2 separate regions of the Homo sapiens genome follow, and region 2 is linked to region 1. Evidence: chromatin loops called from intact Hi-C (ENCODE). Cell type or tissue: mucosa of descending colon. All regions are shown on one strand. Each heading gives the region's core, and the rest is flanking DNA. Links, peaks and the distances in the headings are about the cores only.

The links. A loop is a pair of places that touch in the nucleus more often than their neighbours do. Peaks named below come from ENCODE experiments on the same cell type or tissue, not always from the same donor. Only the 100,000 strongest peaks of a DNase experiment are listed, where the experiment ranks them.
Region 2: a loop joins it to region 1, with 6 times the contacts of the local background. A loop is called at or near these places in 105 of 110 quality-filtered maps.

Annotation. Positions count from the first base shown.
Region 1 is chr1:110,448,793-110,453,874 of GRCh38, forward strand. It overlaps PROK1 (prokineticin 1), which reads left to right and starts at 2,357. Exons shown (of 3, transcript NM_032414.3): 1 at 2,357-2,496. The coding sequence starts at 2,425. In mucosa of descending colon, for the core only: no CTCF peak of the experiment used is centred there; no DNase peak of the experiment used is centred there.
Region 2 is chr1:110,202,167-110,204,666 of GRCh38, forward strand. SLC6A17 (solute carrier family 6 member 17) reads left to right here. Exons shown (of 12, transcript NM_001010898.4): 12 at 1-36. Among named protein-coding and RNA genes, the nearest start is that of KCNC4-DT, 6.6 kb to the right of the region's middle. RefSeq lists an enhancer at 880-929. In mucosa of descending colon, for the core only: a CTCF peak has its summit at 1,006 (motif pointing right); no DNase peak of the experiment used is centred there.

The sequences.
Region 1 (5,082 bases), core at 2,359-4,858:
GAGCTATAATCACACTTCAACCTGGCTAACAGAGCAAGACCTTGTCTCTAAAAAAAATCCAAGTGTATACCAGATCCTGCCTCTCCCCTGCTCCAAACTCTCCAAGGGTTCCCATCACACTTGGAGTCAGGTTCCTGCCATGTCCCACAAGGCAGGCTGGATTTGGTCTTTGGCTCCTGCTCCAACTGCATCCCCTCCCATCCCGTCCCCTGGCTCACCTCACTCTTTGCTTCTCCTGGAACTGGCCAAAAAGCCCTGCCACAGGGTTGTTGCACTGACTTTTCATCCAGGCTCTGTCCAGCTCACTCCTTCACTTTATCAGTCATCTGCACAAGTGCCTTCTCAGACAGACCCTTACCACATCTAAAATATCACCACTTGTCAAGGTCTGTTGCTTTCCCTGCCTTTCTCCCCACCACCTTTTTTTTATTTTTTGAGATGGAGTCTCGTTTTGTTGCCCAGGCTGGAGTGCAGTGGCGCGATCTCGGCTCACTGCAACCTCTGCCTCCCAGGTTCAAGTGATTCTCTTGCCTCAGCCTCCCGAGTAGCTGGGATTACAGGCGTGAGCCACCACAGCTGGCTAATTTTTATATTTTTACTAGAGATGGGGTTTCACCATGTTGACCAGGCTGGTCTCGAACTCCTGACCTCAAGTGATCCGCCTGCCTCTACCTTCTAAGTGCTGGGATTACAAGCATGAGCCACTGCGCCTGGCCTTCCTTTTTAACAGTGCTCAACACAACTGGCCATTTTATTACAAATCTGTTTATTTGTCTATTACCCGTCTCCTTGACTATAGTCAAAATTACATGAGGACAGGGTTTTGTTTTGTTCACTGCTATATTCCCAGTGCCAAGAACAGTGTCTTCTATACAGTAGGCTCTCAATAAATATAGTCAATGAATAAATAAATAGATGAATACTCGCAAAATCGTATGATGTAAATGCTATTCTTATCCCATGTTATAGATAGGAAAACTGAGGCTTGGAGAGATTAGCAATATTTTCAAGGTCATGAAGCCATCGATCTGAATCAAAGCATCTGCCTCTGGGGGCTTAGCTCCCAGCTCCCGTGCTAGTTAACCTTCCTCTCTGCACTCATAAATGCCTATCAGCGTTTCAATGTGGAAACCCTAGACCCCTGTGACATTTGATAAGAAAGGTTTTGTGGATGAATCTGCTTGTGAAATACTACAAACTGCATTTCCCACTTGGTGTTTCAAACACTTATTAGCATATGAAAGGCCCTGAAAAGTTCTGCAAAAAACAAGCCGGTTTGTGTTTCCCAAATTTTTGACTGTAGAAGTCTTTTATTTGTTTATTTGTGTATTAACATATTGCAACACATACCTTGGGAAATGTTGGCTTTTATTACTGTGGAGAGAAGGCAGATCATCTGACAAAGCACTGGGAGCTCTCTCTGGGTCGTATGACACAGAGAGGGCTGGGGTCAGGGGCTTCCCTCACAGGCGGAGGGGCCATCCCGAAAGTCAACTTCCCACCAGACTGGCATCTGAGACCACCGTGTTTATACACTCACGGATAAGGCCACTCTCATGCTCACCCCTAAAACTGGAAGGCCAGTGGTGTGGCTCTGGTACCTTTCAGCCACAGCCCATACCAGCTCGGCTCTGCAGGGTACTGAGAGAGTGTGTGCCCTGTATGTTTGCTGGCTTTCTGCCCTTGGGTCATTGTACCAAGGGACACTTGCTGGTGTTCATCCTGAGCCCATGAGAGAGCAAATCCTTATGTGTGTGTCACTTAGGAACATCAGCCCCACAAGTCTGGTCTTTTTTTCCTCACTGTCTTATGGCTCCTCACTATAATTTTAACCTTTTAGAGAAATAAGGATACCACCTCACCCTCTTCTGTCTTCTCAGCTACCTCTGTGTTGAGCCCATGGTAAATGCCTAGATAAGTCTTGGTGTGAGTGAGAGGGAACCAATAATCTTGTATGTTGCATAGTTTGGTGCAGGGAAGCATAAATGGTGATGTTGCAAATCCCTTAATTCATTACCAGAGGCTTTCCTCTGCCCCAAGTAGGATAGAAGGATACCCAGAGGCAGAAAAGAACATTGAGTGAAATATACATAACTGTCTGAATCACTGCGTTCTTGGGAGAGTTAGAGCAACCGTCAAAGCCCCCCAAGTATCCATTTTTATTGGTTTTGATGTTGATTTGATGTTGTTAGAGATTCAGGTCTCATCTTCGCTTCTGAGATCATCTGAGTAACATCGGTGTTGGAGAAGGGAAGAGCAGAGATGAGGCATCCACAGGCAGCCCTGGATCCTGAGTGTAAACATCTGGGAGGAGGCGGGGGATGCAGGAGAGCCTGGCCTCCCCAGCTTGCCAGGCACAAGGCTGAGCGGGAGGAAGCGAGAGGCATCTAAGCAGGCAGTGTTTTGCCTTCACCCCAAGTGACCATGAGAGGTGCCACGCGAGTCTCAATCATGCTCCTCCTAGTAACTGTGTCTGACTGTGCTGTGATCACAGGGGTAAGTCGCCTAACATTCTCTGTGCCTTGGGTTTTGGGAAGATGTCAGGGTCTGCACGGGTTGTGAGCCCAGGAACCATGCAGGAGGCTCTGTTGGCTCAACACAGTGTGAACCAAAGGGAATGGGGAATTATGCATTAAAGGGATTGCATGCGATTTTCAGACTAGTTAGACCTCACTCTACTAAATGGGATCTGCTTTTGAGAAGCTGTGTATGAATCAAATCCTGTTTTCAATGTGTTAGCAGAGCATTGAACATTTTGAAGTTCAGTCCTTTGGTAAAGTGAAGATTCCTATTAAGTAATAAGGAATTCCTTTATAAAGTGGATTGGCAAACCTTAACTTATCTTTTGTGTGAATTTTAATTTTTATTTATGGTCTGATTCACATATTAATATTAATATTAATTTACATAGCATGTTGACTTAATTAAAGGCAGTAAGCTTAATTAAAGGTGGTAAGCTTATAAACTTCTATTGTATAAACTTAACCTCCGCTTAGAAAGGATATCTTTGAAACTCTTTCACTCTGTGCCTGCCTAGTTAGTTCTGAGAGGAATATGGGTGCCACTAACATTCAGCTGAGTGTACCCCAAAGCAAGCATCCAGATAACAAGTAGATATCCAGTCTCGAAGCAGAGAAGCAAAGGTTCAGCATATGGGCACTGTACAATTGGTTCAAAATATTCAGATCATGGTTTTCTCTCGGAAGTTTGCTTTTACCTCAAACCACCTTCAAATAGGGGCACATGATGTGTTATGGTAGCAGGACCATTCTTACTGAAGCAGAAAGCAATGCTGTACCTGAGAGCTTTCCATATAAAATCCACTGGAAGAAAAAGGTCGGGGAAGCAGGGAAACTAACTTTTAGTTCAGCCTCCACCAGCTTTTTACATGGATAGTGGAAATGTAGAGAAATGCCAAACAATTCCTGGAATTGGGTTAATTTTACCATTCACAGAAAGGACAAATTCTTTCTTTTCTCTTTTAAAGGAAAAACACTGAGTTCAAAAGAACAAATATTAAAGGCGAGTCAAATGCTTTTGAGATCCAAAGCAAAAATAAAAATAATTGTGAAGGCAGAATTATACCTAATGAAGTGTTTACACTGTAGGCTGCCCTTCTATGGGGTAGCTTGAAAATCTGGGAGGGCAAGAACAATGGAGAGAAGCCCCGGCTGCTGCGCGGTGAGGGCAGGAGCAGCGTGGTTGGCCTGGATGCCAGGCTTGCCTCACCACCCGTGCCAGCTCCAGCACTGGCCCAGAGTGACAGCAGGGCAGGCAGATCTGAGAGCGGCAGGCAAACATTTTCACGGTGAAAAGCACAATAGAGAGCACTTTTCCCTAGGTGAGGGAAACCCAGGAAAGACAGGTGAGTGGTGAGAACAGGGCAGTAAGGGGAAGTCAGGAACCCCCAGGCTCCCCACATCCTCCATGTCCTGCTGGTGTCCCACTTCTGATTTTCAGCAGGAGCCCAGGCTCCACCACCTCTACACTCCCCTGCTCCCTGGACTGTAACTGTCCCCACATCCAAGGCTTTATGATCCTTCTTCCAAGAGTGGGACAGTGATGCCCCACCTCTATGGGAGAAGAAGAGTCGACTGGGGTTTCCTTTACCCCAACCCCAAGCTTTTGTGGCCTGGCTGGGTGTGAGACGTGCCCTTGCTGGGCTGGAGACAGGCACAGCTGGGTGCCCACCACCCGTAACTCCTCTGCATGATCTGTGGAGCTGACATCCACTCTTTCCCTCTTGGGTCTGAGCAAGTAGGAGGCTTCCAGGTCCTGCCACGTCCCACACAGCAGCCTGAAGGTGCCCATAGGCTTTTATTGGAGAAGAGTGATCCAAAACCCAGCTTTGCATTTCAGCTCAGAAAAGCCACATAGCATCTCTGAGAATGGCAAGTGTGGATGCTTCTTCAGCAGGTCCCCACCTGAGTCTGGAGCAGTTAAGAGTTCTGTCTTCCCCGGCTCTGGCTTTTATTTAACGTGGGCTCATGTTAAATGTGAGCTTATTTAATGTGGCCTTCTTTACAAATGGTACCTTCCCCAAACCAGGCAGGGCCGCTCAGCTCCTGTTCTGCGATCCTCTCTGGGAATCATGGAAGTCAGTAGAGAAACCCTGGGAGAGGCACCTGTTCACTGGGGTGCTGGCCCCTCTGCTGAGGCTGGGCCACTTGAGGGCCAGGATGGGGGTGCCTCCATGCAGAGGGGAGGGACTGACCACAGTGCAGAGTCAGGGCTGGAGACTCCTGGTCCAAGGCAGCTCAGTACTGACCACCAAGGAATTTGGGCCATCAGGGTCCCTCCCACCTCTGAGAATTCTAATTAATTCAATTCCACCAGCATCCACTGAGCATCTACTTAGCCCTAGAAAAGCTATGCCTTCTAACCTCCAGCCTTGTCAGAAAAGGAGGACTGTCTTCCTTCTGAGTGGCCTCCAGGAGCTTGGAAGTTTCCTCAGATCCAGATCCAATGCCCCCCTGAGCCCTGAGCCTCCCCACGAGGGGAGCAAGGCAATAAAGTGTGGCCCAGGGTGTTCTGTTAGGCTAAGGCCGGGGGTGATACTCTCAGCCTCTTCTTGCTCCATCC
Region 2 (2,500 bases), core at 1-2,500, 250 kb before region 1:
ACCATAGTGTGCAATAAAGTGTCTGTTCTTACCAAACCCTTCTTGCCTTTCTCACCTGCTCTTGCAATGAGGGAGAGGGAAGGGTGGCCAAGGATCCTGCGGGAAGCTTTGGGGTGAAAAGCTTGGACTGGGATGGGTGGACAGGACTGCTGAGGGGGGTTGTGGGTGCTGGCTGGCTGAGGAGCAGCGCGGGGAGTGTGCACAGGTTCATATCTGTATTTTCCTATGAATTGTCCTAGGTATTAACAATGCACACACTTGTAGAGGGCCCTATTGGGGTCCAGCGATTCCACATGTCTAATTTCCTGTCATCTTTGCAACCGTTTCCTAAGGGAGACCCTTTGCTGGCTACATTTTTCCAGGTGAAACTGCATCTGAAATTAGGATGGTATTTGGTGGTCTCTTACAGGACCCTGTAGGGGAAACTCCTGTCCCACCTGACTACCAGGAAAAGCTATACTTGTCAGCCTGGCAAGGGTGGGGTGTGTGGAGGCCCACCTCAGGGAAGGACAGGGGTGGGAAGGTGCCAGTGTTGAGAGGTCTGACAGCAAGGACCAGGACTCTCTTGGGTGCTGGGTTGGGGGGGGGGTGGGCTCCCCTGGAACAGGCATATTCTAAAGTTCTGCCCCTCTCTTCAAGATAGCTATCCCTCTTGCAAACTTCAGTAGAAGGTAAAGACGAACTAGGGGATCTGACATCACCTCTGTTCTAACATTCCAGCCCCAAGTATTCATTTATTAAACACCCACTGAATACTCAGCACTGTGAAGAACGGACTGTGCTGGTGGCTGGGAAGCTCTTCTTCCTGCCTCACCCTCTAGGAGCACCGACATTGAAAGAAACAAGAAGTCTGGCTCCTGGAGGAGGCCTCACCCCCACCCCACCCAGCTCCAGGCTGGAATGATGCTGCTTGCACTCAGACGCACACAGCCAAGGACCCTGAAGGAACCTGCCATTTTCTTCTCTTGCCATAGAAAGTGTTGTTCCAGGAATAGCCACCAGATGGCAGGAAAACCTTTCTCGCCAGATCATAGTCTGCTTGCCTTCCTCTCTGTCATTTATTCCTTTGTGGGTTAGTTTATTTGTTGAACAAACATTTATTACGTACCCACCCTGGACAGGCTCCATGCCAGCTATAGATGAATAAAGATAAAATCAGCCCCTGCTGTCCTGAGTTTGGCAGAGGGAGGGGACCGGCCCTATAACTCCACATCTCCCCATGTATCTTTCAAACCAGGAAATGGCCTGGTGCTGAAAGTCACTCCTTGTCAAGTATTCAGTCTTTTGGTTGAAGGTAATGTTTTTGGTTGAGATGCAAGCCCTCTTGCCAGGAGGGGCACACAGATCCACCAAGATGCAGCATAACAAGGGCTTTGGTTCCAAGGAGCTCTAGAGTCATACTTCTCAAGTTCAAGTTCAAATGCCACCCAGCTTCCTGCTTCCTGGGAGGCCTTGAGCGAGTCATTTAATCGCTCTGAGCTTAAATGTCCTAGTCTGTAAAACAGACATAATAAATAGATTCAATGAGATAACACATGTTGGTCCAGTTATCTATTGCTGTGTTCCAAGTTACTCCAAGTCTGAGCGGCTTAAAACAACCATTCTATCTCGCAGTTTTCTGAGTAAGGAATTCAGGCAGGACTCGTCTGAGCAACTCTTCTGGTGGCAACCAAGGTCACTCAGTGATATTCAACTAGCAGCGAACTAGTCTGGAGGGTCCAAGGCAGCTGCCCTCACATTCACTCAAATGCCGGGCACTCCAGTGAGAATGGCTGGAAGACTGAGTTCAGCTGGGCCTGCCGGCCAGAGTGAGCACCTACAACTGCCTCTCCAGCATGGCTACTTGGCCAGACTTCTGACTGAAGGGCTTAGGGTCCCCAGAGAGACCATTTCAAGAGACAGGAGGTGGAAGCTGCCAGGTTTTTAAGGCCTGGGGCTGGAAAATGGCACAGTACCTCTACCATCTTCTGTGGGTCACAGCATCTGCCCAAATAAAGGGGAGGGCACACAGAAGCCCCCCTTGTTGATGGGGAGTGGGGAGAGTCTGGCTGCCCATGTAATGGGCTGATTCTAGAGTGTTAGGGATCTTTGTCATCAGTCACCTGCACATGCATGGAAGCCTTCTCCTGAGGGGATGTCAGCTTAGAGACACAGAACTGGGACACACAGCAGGTCATTTCTGGTGGGGAGGTGAGTGGTTAAGTTTGGGCCCTGGGTGGAGGGAGCAGTCAGAGGAGGATGAGAAGGGCATGCAGGAGGACAGGTGAGGCCACTGCTTCTGCCTCAGGTTTGCCCCAGGGCAGGTGGCATGAGTGGTTTGAATCATGGGTCTGTCGCCAACCATACCACCTTGGGGAAGCCACTTTAACCCTGGAATCTCCATTTTCTGATCTGTAAAAGGAGGACGACAATAAAATCTCTTCCTTAGAGATGGTATGAGGGAAAAATGAACTTCATCAGTAACATCTACTGGAATACAGTATCGACTTCTTTCCATATG